2 separate regions of the Homo sapiens genome follow, and region 2 is linked to region 1. The links are chromatin contacts, found by Hi-C or POLR2A ChIA-PET in ENCODE. All regions are on one chromosome and are shown on one strand. Each heading gives the region's core, a stretch centred on a gene start or an enhancer-like site at or near the end of the contact. The rest is flanking DNA. Distances are from core to core; before and after follow the strand shown.

Region 1 (4,198 bases), core at 1,075-3,574:
ACACTGATACTCAGAATTGAAACAGTTCAAACCTACCCTGAAACATCCTTCTCCCTCCAAATTCCAGTGACATCCTCGGTCTAAAACGCCTGGCACCATGTGGGAGCCTGGCTCCGCTGCCTCTCAACGCACTGGCTTGCTTTTTGCTTTTGAGTAGCTTGAATATCAAACCAAGCACAAAGGGAATCATACCCAGGAGTTGCTGGAAAAAGCTCATTTCATCCACCTCATTCCCCCATTCTCTCTGGCAGACACAACTGATTTTTTTTTTTTTGAAGCCTGAAAAACTTCTCATTTAAACTTGGGGTGCAAAAGGCATGTGAAGTGGGAGAGTTGCTGCCTGGACCAGCGAAGGGTTAGCCAGGGAAGGATTCAACGAAATACAAAAGCCAACACAGACCTGAAGGGGAACAGGCGGCCCCAGCAACAACTGCCAAACTGTCATTTTGCTCCGCGGCTGAACAGAAGGCTCGAGTAATGACAACCACAAAACTCATTTAAAGTCTGAAAAGGTGACTAATGAGCTCATTCATGCTGGCTATAAATTATTCACTACAACACTGATCCCACTCAAGACAAACAGTAAAGTAAACTTTAAACACAGACATCGCTGGCCTTCCAAAGTGGAACAAGTTATGCCTGTAAAAGTTTTCACAATGAGAGAGATACTTGTCTCCCCCTTGTCTATTGTCACATTCGTTCTTCTGTTTACTTTTTTTTACTGCCTTTAATCAAGTTTAAGCAGACACAGCTGTTACACATTTATTTCTCTGAGTTTTTTTCCATTAGTTATTACAAGCAATCATGATGCTCTAAAAATAGCAGCAAATTATATTCTCTAGAAATTGAAGGCTGACCTTAAAATGAAGCCCAGGTCTTCAGAAAGAATATTCATATGCACATGTTGGATAAATGACAACAATGCACAAAGGCAAAATAAAAGTACAAAGCTTTTTCCACTCTTTGAGAGGTTTTTGATTTGCTTCCAAATTTCCTTTGGTTCTGGTGGAAACAGGTTGCTTCAAAACCTTACCATACAGAACCTGCTTCCAGTGGTCATGATTCCAGTTTGAAGGATTTTCCTTCAAACTTACAATCTTAAGGCAATCAAAGAAGAAATGTTTCATTTAGGCTTTTTCAGCACAGATAAACACAGCAGCAGGTTGCTGAAAACCCACCACATTGCTGCAGACTACTTTCGGTTTCCTGTTTAATATTAAATAAAGAATTTTAGCTCTTCTGTTTTTATAAACTGTGCTATTTGCTACTACTGTCACTACTAAAAGCATTATGACTGGGTGGATAAGTAGTCCTATGATTTTCAAGCCTTCTTTTTTCTTTAATCTTAGTATCTATTTTGAAGACATCGCGAGAGTTAAGAGTCTCAAATCTGTTTAATTGATTTTTTTATTTTTAAAAGGCCCAAATAAGTACTTCCGTTAGCTCTTAGATCTCTGAACATTATGTATTTTTAAACCACTTTGAATACTTTGAAAAGGGCCACAGAAAACACTCATATTCAAATACCACCAGACGGAGGTTCTGCCTAACCAAAAGTAAAAGCAGAAAAGTTTAAAGCTGAATTGTGCCCTGCACACACCTTGAGATTGTAGGGGTGAAATGAATGGTCTTGGGCCGGGGATCTTGCTAAAGGCATGATAAATCATGCGTTGCAGGCAAATTAAGACCCAGGCTCTAACTTGAACCTCAGACTGTGCCAAACTCCATCTCCATTTAAGGAAAATGGTTTTCTCAGTTTCTTGCACATGACCTAAAGGCTTGTCCAGTCATTTCCGTTGTCTGAAATGCAAAGCAATCTTTCTTTTTTAAGTAGAGAAAGAAGAGTCCTGAAATATTTATAGGAAAGTGCTTCACTACCTACTGACAGCAATGTGGTTGGTCTCTACGTGTTTAGCACATTTTTTTTTGTTTGCTTGTTTCTTTGAGACAGAGTCTCTCTCTCTCTCCCAGGCTGGATGGAGTGCAGTGTTGTGATTTCAGCTCACTGCAACTTCTTCAGCTTCACTTGAACCGGGTTCAAGTGATTCTCCTGCCTTAGCCTCCCAAGTAACTGGGATGACAGGCGCCCACCACCACACCCGGCTAATTTTTGTATTTTTGGTAGAGACAGGGTTTCACCATGTTGGCCAGGCCGGTCTTGAACTCCTGACCTCAGGTGATCCACCCGCCTCGGCCTCCCAAAGTGCTGGGATTACAGGCATGGGCCACTGCGCCTGGCCAGCATGTTTTTTATCCATGTTTCTGTAGCTAGTCAAAAGCCATTCTTTTGACCCTCTGTGCAAGAGTTCTTGCAGCTGTTTGTTTTTGTTTTTTTATTTTGTTTCGATATGTTTTATTTTTTTAGAGCAGTTTAAGGTTCACAGCAAACTTGAGTGGGAGGTACAGAGATTTCTCATTATCCACTGCCCCAACACAAGCATAGTGCTGTGGTTGTTGTTTTGAGAAAGAATTTCACTCCTGTTGCCCAGGCTGGAGTGCAATGGCACAATCTTGGCTCACTGCAACCTCCACCTCCTGGGTTCAAGCAATTCTCCTGCCTCAGCCTCCCGAGTAGCTTGGATTACAGGCGCCCGCCACCACGTCCAGCTAATTTTTGTATTTTTAGTACAGACGGGGTTTCACCATGTTGGTCAGGCTGGTCTCAAACTCCTGACCTCAGGTGATCCGCCTGCCTCGGCCTCCCAAAGTGCTGGGATTACAGGCGTGAGCCACCACGCCCGGCTGTGTTGTTGCTTTTTTATAATCAAACAATATGTGATGTAAAAACCCAATTCCAACCAAAGAAATAGGAAAATCATAAAGAACATCGCATTGCAGTCTCTGCTGCTCCACAACTCGCCACTAACTGGATCCCTGTCACCTCTCTGTGGAAGGGTATAAAGGAAATATTGGTTTGAAACTAAGCCAAATGTCCCATCTTTTCCTAGCAATGTGTCTTGCAGGCAGACTCCACCTCTCCATTTATGGGTGGGAGACCTGGAATGTCCAGTGACGGCCCTAACACCACCCTGCTCCTAATTTTCCTAGGAAGGACCAAAGGTGATGTCAATTTTGCCTTGAGGACATTCAAGGCGCTTGAACAACAGGAGTCAAAACAATGAACACCAAGTACCCAATGACTGCGATCCAAAGGATTATAAAACATGCATAACAACAAAAGCTTCCTGCAGGCCAGGCACCGTGCCAAGAGCTTTACCTGCATTATTTATTCCATCTTTCCACCACCCTTACAGGATAGGTGCTGTCATCCTCATTTACAGATGAGGACACCAAGGCTTCAAGAAGCTCACTCATTTGCCAGAAGTGAAATGCAAACTTAAAGATCCCCATGTCCCTCTGGCCTGCACAGCCCCACCGCCTTGACCACTGCTCTCACCTGTCTATTGCTATTCTCCAAGATCTCATTTCCAAGATCACAGAATGTAACTTTCTGCTGGTCATCTCTACCTCTTAGGCTTCTTCTTCACAGTTTTGGGGTTTTTGGGAGGGAGTTTTTGTTTTGTTTTGTGGCATTGGTTTGGTTTGAGTTTTGCATAGCATTCTTCATTTTCTTTTTCTTTATTTAGAGATGGGGCAGAGGGGTCTCACTATATTGCCCAGGTCGGTCTCAAACTCCTGGGCTCAAGCGATTCTCCTGCCTTGACCTCCCAAACTCCTGGGATTACAGGCGTGAGCCAACGAGCACCTGGCCTGCATAGCATTTTTCAAGGGCTACTAATCATAGTCACCCTTTCTACCCTCACCATTACCTACAAATGCTCACATAGAAACAGACACATTTGGCTGGGCACAGTGGCTCACACCTGTAATCCTTTGGGAGGCCGAGGCGGGGTGAGTCACCTGAGGTCAGGAGTTTGAGACCAGCCTGGCCAACATGGCGAAACCCTGTCTCTACTAAAAATACAAAAATTGCTGGGCACGGTGGCTCACACCTGTAATCCCAGCACTTTGGGAGGCCAAGGTGGGCAGATCACAACGTCAGGAGTTCAAGACCAACCTGGCCAATCTGGTGAAACCCCATCTCTACTAAAAATACAAAAATTAGTTGGGCGTGGTGGTGCGGGCTTGTAGTCCCAGCTACTCGGTAGACTGAGGCAGAAGAATCGCTTGAACTCAGGAGGCTGAGGTTGCAGTTAGCCGAGATCGTGCCACTGCACTCCAGCCTGGGCGACTAAGC
Region 2 (4,198 bases), core at 445-2,944, 35 kb after region 1:
ACCTGACCTCGTGATACGCCCACCTTGGCCACCCAAAGTGCTGGGTCTGCAGGCGTGAGCCACCGCACCTGACTTCCATGCTGCTTTTCTCGTGACAGTGAGTGAGTTCTCCAGAGATCTGATGGTTTTATAAGGGCCTTTTTGCTCAGGACTTCTCCTTGCAGCCGCCACGTGAAGAAGGATGTGTTTGCTTCCCCTTCTGCCATGATTGTAAGTTTCCTGAGGCCTCCCCAGCCATGCAGAACTGTGAGTCAATTAAACCTCTTTCCTTTATAAATCACCCAGTCTCTGGCATGTCTTTGTTTTTTTTTGTTTTGTTTTGTTTTGAAGACAGAGTCTTGCTCTGTTGCCAGGCTGGAGTGCAGTCGCACGATCTTGGCTCACTGCAACCTCCGCCTCCCAGGTTCAAGCGATTCTCCTGCCTCAGCCTCCCAAGTAGCTGGGACTACAGGCACCCGCCACCACTCCCAGCTAATTTTTGTATTTTTAGTAGAGACGGGTTTTCAACACATTGGGTAGGATGGTCTCAATCTCTTGACCTCGTGATCCACCCTCCTCCCAAAGTGCTGGGATTACAGGCGTGAGCCACCGCGCCTAGCTTGAGTATGTCTTTATTAGCAGCATGAGAACGGACTAATACAATCCAGAAGAACTTTTCAAGGGGGTCCCACAAGGTTATGTTTTGTACCACTGTCTGCACTCAAAAGAGACTCCCTGAAACTCACAGGGTTCAGAGTTGCAAAGAATGTGAGGTGTGATCTAATACCTCCAACTTGAGCTATTTATCATTTCAGGTACTGAGAGGCTATGTTACATCCTCTCCAATTGATGAAGATTTGTTCTTAATCATTGACTGAGGGAGAAGACACTTGGAATTTTCCATTTAAATCTCAACTCAAGAGCTTTCTAGATGCAGTAAGCTAGGACATCACTCTGGATTGTATTGTAAAATTAATTCAAACATTGTTTCCAGTTTTTAGGTTTACATAAAACAGTGTCCTTTAAGACAGGCTGATTATTTGAACAGAATATCAGGGTCATTCCCATCTCCATCTCATTAGCTTTATTCACTTATGCACATGCACACACAAAGTATCTACCAGCTGCCCCCCACATAAGTCACAGTGTGATCGTCACTGAGCAGGTGGGTAGGGAGGAGTCAGCCAGCAAACACAGGGCTGCCCCTCCAGGAACTTCCTGGTATTCCAGCCTCCAGCAACGACTGAATGCCTCTAGTCTGCAGCTTCCACTTCATTTTCTTCCTTTTCATCTCTTTTCCATTAGTATCTGTGCCTTCCGAAATTACAACTTGGTCGTCTAAGGCATTCAAGTTGATCCGCTTAAGGCAAACTGAGATGTGAGTAACCAATACATCCAGACCTCCCGGGGGCCGCCATTTTGCTGACAAGTATGACTTTGCCACAAACTAAAATGAAGCTCCACTTATTTCTCCTCTTTTGCATCCTCTTCCAATTGACGGCAAATGCAGGGAATATGTTTTTCGTGCCAGTTGCTTTCTAAGGCCTCTTGACTGCTCAGATAACTGTTTTGCCCAAGAGCACTAACCCTGTCCATGTTGGAAACGTGCTTGGAGTCCTAATTCAGGGCCCATTCTAGGCATTTGGATTTGAGAGATGAATCAAGACCTTGCCCACCAGGAGCCCACAGCCTAGTGAAGCACACCACCCGCAGCAGCAGTTACAACACAGGAAGTGCTGCAAGGGAGGTGTGAACAGACTCTCACCAGGGACCACAGGCTACAAGGCCTCCCTAACTAAAGCCACCCCTCTAGCACGGCACAGAGAATTACATGGGACTTGGGGCAGCTGGCCAAGGACCTGTACCACTCCCTTTGGGTTTTACATTTCTCTCGAGGGTTTTCTCATTTCAATTACTGTTCCAGTCACCACACTGATCCCCTCAGGCCTACGGCAAGGTGGGGGCACACTGCTTTCATTACTGAAAAAGTAAGGCAGAAGAAAGGGAGAACATCTGAATCTTCATCTATGGAATGGGGAGGAAAAACAGTAGCTACAGTGTCTGCACATAAAGACGTGATCACAGCGCCTGACACAAAAGCAGCGTTAGCTTTCGTTGCTGGGACCTACCACTGTTGGGCGATGGTAATAATCATGAACTCAGATCCAATCCAGGACGGAGCCTGCTGGAGCCTGCCCGGGACTCCCAAGCACAGGCAGCTGCACATCACACCCCCTTCTCACGGTGGCTCTCCACCCAGACTCAGACACAGCTCTCTGCTAGGGAAGAAAGTGAGGGCTGGCCCGGCAGGACAAGCCCACATCCAGCAGAGACTGGTGTGATCCCACAGCTTCGCCTGTTCCCGGGGTGCGTGTCGCCATCCACCACCTGCTGTAACTCTGAGATCCTTGTGGGCAGGAAACATGGCTTCATTACACGTTGTAGAAAAGGGGCTGGGAACATGGGAAATTTCTAATCTGGAAGGGGCTCTTGGAGAGAGTTATGTCCAGCTGTTTCACTTTAAAATACAATTACTGATGACATATTTTTTAAATGCCGAAAAATTAAAAGAAAATTTAAATGGTCCACCTAATCCCCGACATAAACGGATTAGCCAAATGTAAATTTTTTTTAAGTGATAAACATGCCCTTTAAAAAAAAAAAGGCAAAACAGCACAGGAAGGAAGAAAATTAAAGCTAAAACATTTTGTTCCCTCTTGCTTTTTTTTTTTTTAAACATATGGGGTCTCACTGTGTTGCCCAGCTGCAGTCTCAAACTCCTGGGCTCAAGCTCCAGCAGTCCTCCCTCCTTAGCTTCCCAAATAGCTGAGACTATAGGTAAGTGCCACCAAGCCCACCAAGCTCCCAGCTAATTCTTCTTCTTCCTTTTCTTTTCTTTCTTTGTTTTTTTTTTTTTTTTTTTTTTTTGGGTAGAGATTAGGTCTCACTATGTTATTCAGGAGGGTCTCAAACTCCTGGCCTCAATCCTTCCTCCCACCTCAGCCTCCCAAAGTGCTGAGATTACAGGCATGAGCTAGCACTCCTGGCATTTTCCTCCTGCCCTGAGCCCCCAGTCCTTCCTACTTTTTTCTTGTGGATCCTGCCAAAAATAATAATTAAAATATGAGCATATATATGCATGCACATATATACATGCATCTACATAATTTGATTATTTTTTTTTTTATAAATAGGATCCCACTTTCCTGAAACTTGCTTTTTGTACTTCAGGCAATAAGCAAAGTTCTGAAGCCAAAATACTTGGTTTACAGGCTGGGCCCAGTGACTCACTTCTGTAATCTCAGCACTTTGGGAGGCTGGGGCGGGCGGATCACCTGACGTCAAGAGTTCAAGACCAGCCTGGCCAACGTGGTGAAACCCCGTCTCTACTGAAAATACAAAAATTAGCCAGGCATGGTGGGAGGCACCTGTAGTCCCAGCTACTTGGGAGGCTGAGACAGAAGAATTGCTTGAACCAGGGAGGTGGAGGCTGCAGTGAGCCGAGATCAAGCCACTGCACAACATCCTGGGTGACAGAGGAAGGCTGTGTCTCAAAACACACACACACACACACATACACACACACACACTTGGTTTGTACTCCACACTCCCATGCCAATTTCTAACTACAGTATGATCTTGAGCAGATTATATAACTTGACTGTGCCTCAGCTTTTTGATCTGAATGATGGGGATAGATGAGTTAACACACGTAAACTTCTTAGAATGCAGACAGCACTCAAATATGTATTGCTATTATTTACTCCTGTTATATCTTCGTACCCCCTCCCTATCCTCCTATTTAAATGCTGCCCAGTGTGCCAGGACGTATCATTTGGGCTTTGAACCAGTCCCCTGGTGGTGAATATCGAGGTTGTATCCAGTTTGGCTGTTGCTGTTACAAACAATATTAAGACATCCTTATTCACCAGTTGTTAATACTGTAGTGAGAAAATCCACCAGACATATTCCAAAGGGTGAACTTGCTGGGTCTGTGCATCATACATTTTGAGAGACGTCGCCAGATGCCCTCCCAAAATGCTCTGCCCATATACCCTGACACAAAAGCCAAGTGAACGTGCCTTTTCCCAGCCCCTCTCCAGAACTGGATATTCTCAAATTTTGCATCATATCTGCTCTCTAATAAGCAAGTGACAAAATGGCACTCCTTGTGTTGATTTGAACCTCTTTTATTATGAGTGAGGTTGAGAACTCTTTA

The links. Hi-C counts contacts between places; a loop is a spot of excess contacts on that map. ChIA-PET counts read pairs that join two places held with the same protein, here RNA polymerase II (POLR2A). Pooled maps may share reads with other maps.
Region 2: a map of natural killer cell shows a loop between it and region 1 (4-fold over the local background). The contact joins two enhancer-like sites. A Hi-C loop is called at or near these places in 6 of 168 maps with a recorded cell type or tissue (B cell, CD14-positive monocyte, CD8-positive, alpha-beta T cell and 3 more), 1 of 37 single-sample maps with no recorded cell type and 12 of 50 pooled maps. POLR2A ChIA-PET finds 5 or more read pairs at or near these places in 19 of 52 experiments (A549, B cell, CD4-positive, alpha-beta T cell and 15 more).

What each region holds. Positions count from the first base shown.
Region 1 is chr14:89,429,271-89,433,468 of GRCh38, forward strand. LOC107984635 (a long non-coding RNA gene) reads left to right here. Exons shown (of 2, transcript XR_001751025.2): 2 at 68-1,802. It also overlaps a transcript of FOXN3 not described here. Among named protein-coding and RNA genes, the nearest start is that of FOXN3-AS1, 14 kb to the left of the region's middle. RefSeq lists enhancers at 1-433, 2,843-3,396. Within about 2 kb of position 2,325, at least 2 of the 41 ENCODE cell types and tissues checked have a DNase peak (open chromatin) inside an H3K27ac peak, as active enhancers do; they include B cell and CD14-positive monocyte, where a contact is called at or near this core.
Region 2 is chr14:89,464,922-89,469,119 of GRCh38, forward strand. It overlaps a transcript of FOXN3 not described here. Among named protein-coding and RNA genes, the nearest start is that of FOXN3-AS1, 50 kb to the left of the region's middle. RefSeq lists enhancers at 964-1,883, 1,884-2,803. Within about 2 kb of position 1,695, at least 5 of the 41 ENCODE cell types and tissues checked have a DNase peak (open chromatin) inside an H3K27ac peak, as active enhancers do; they include B cell and CD14-positive monocyte, where a contact is called at or near this core.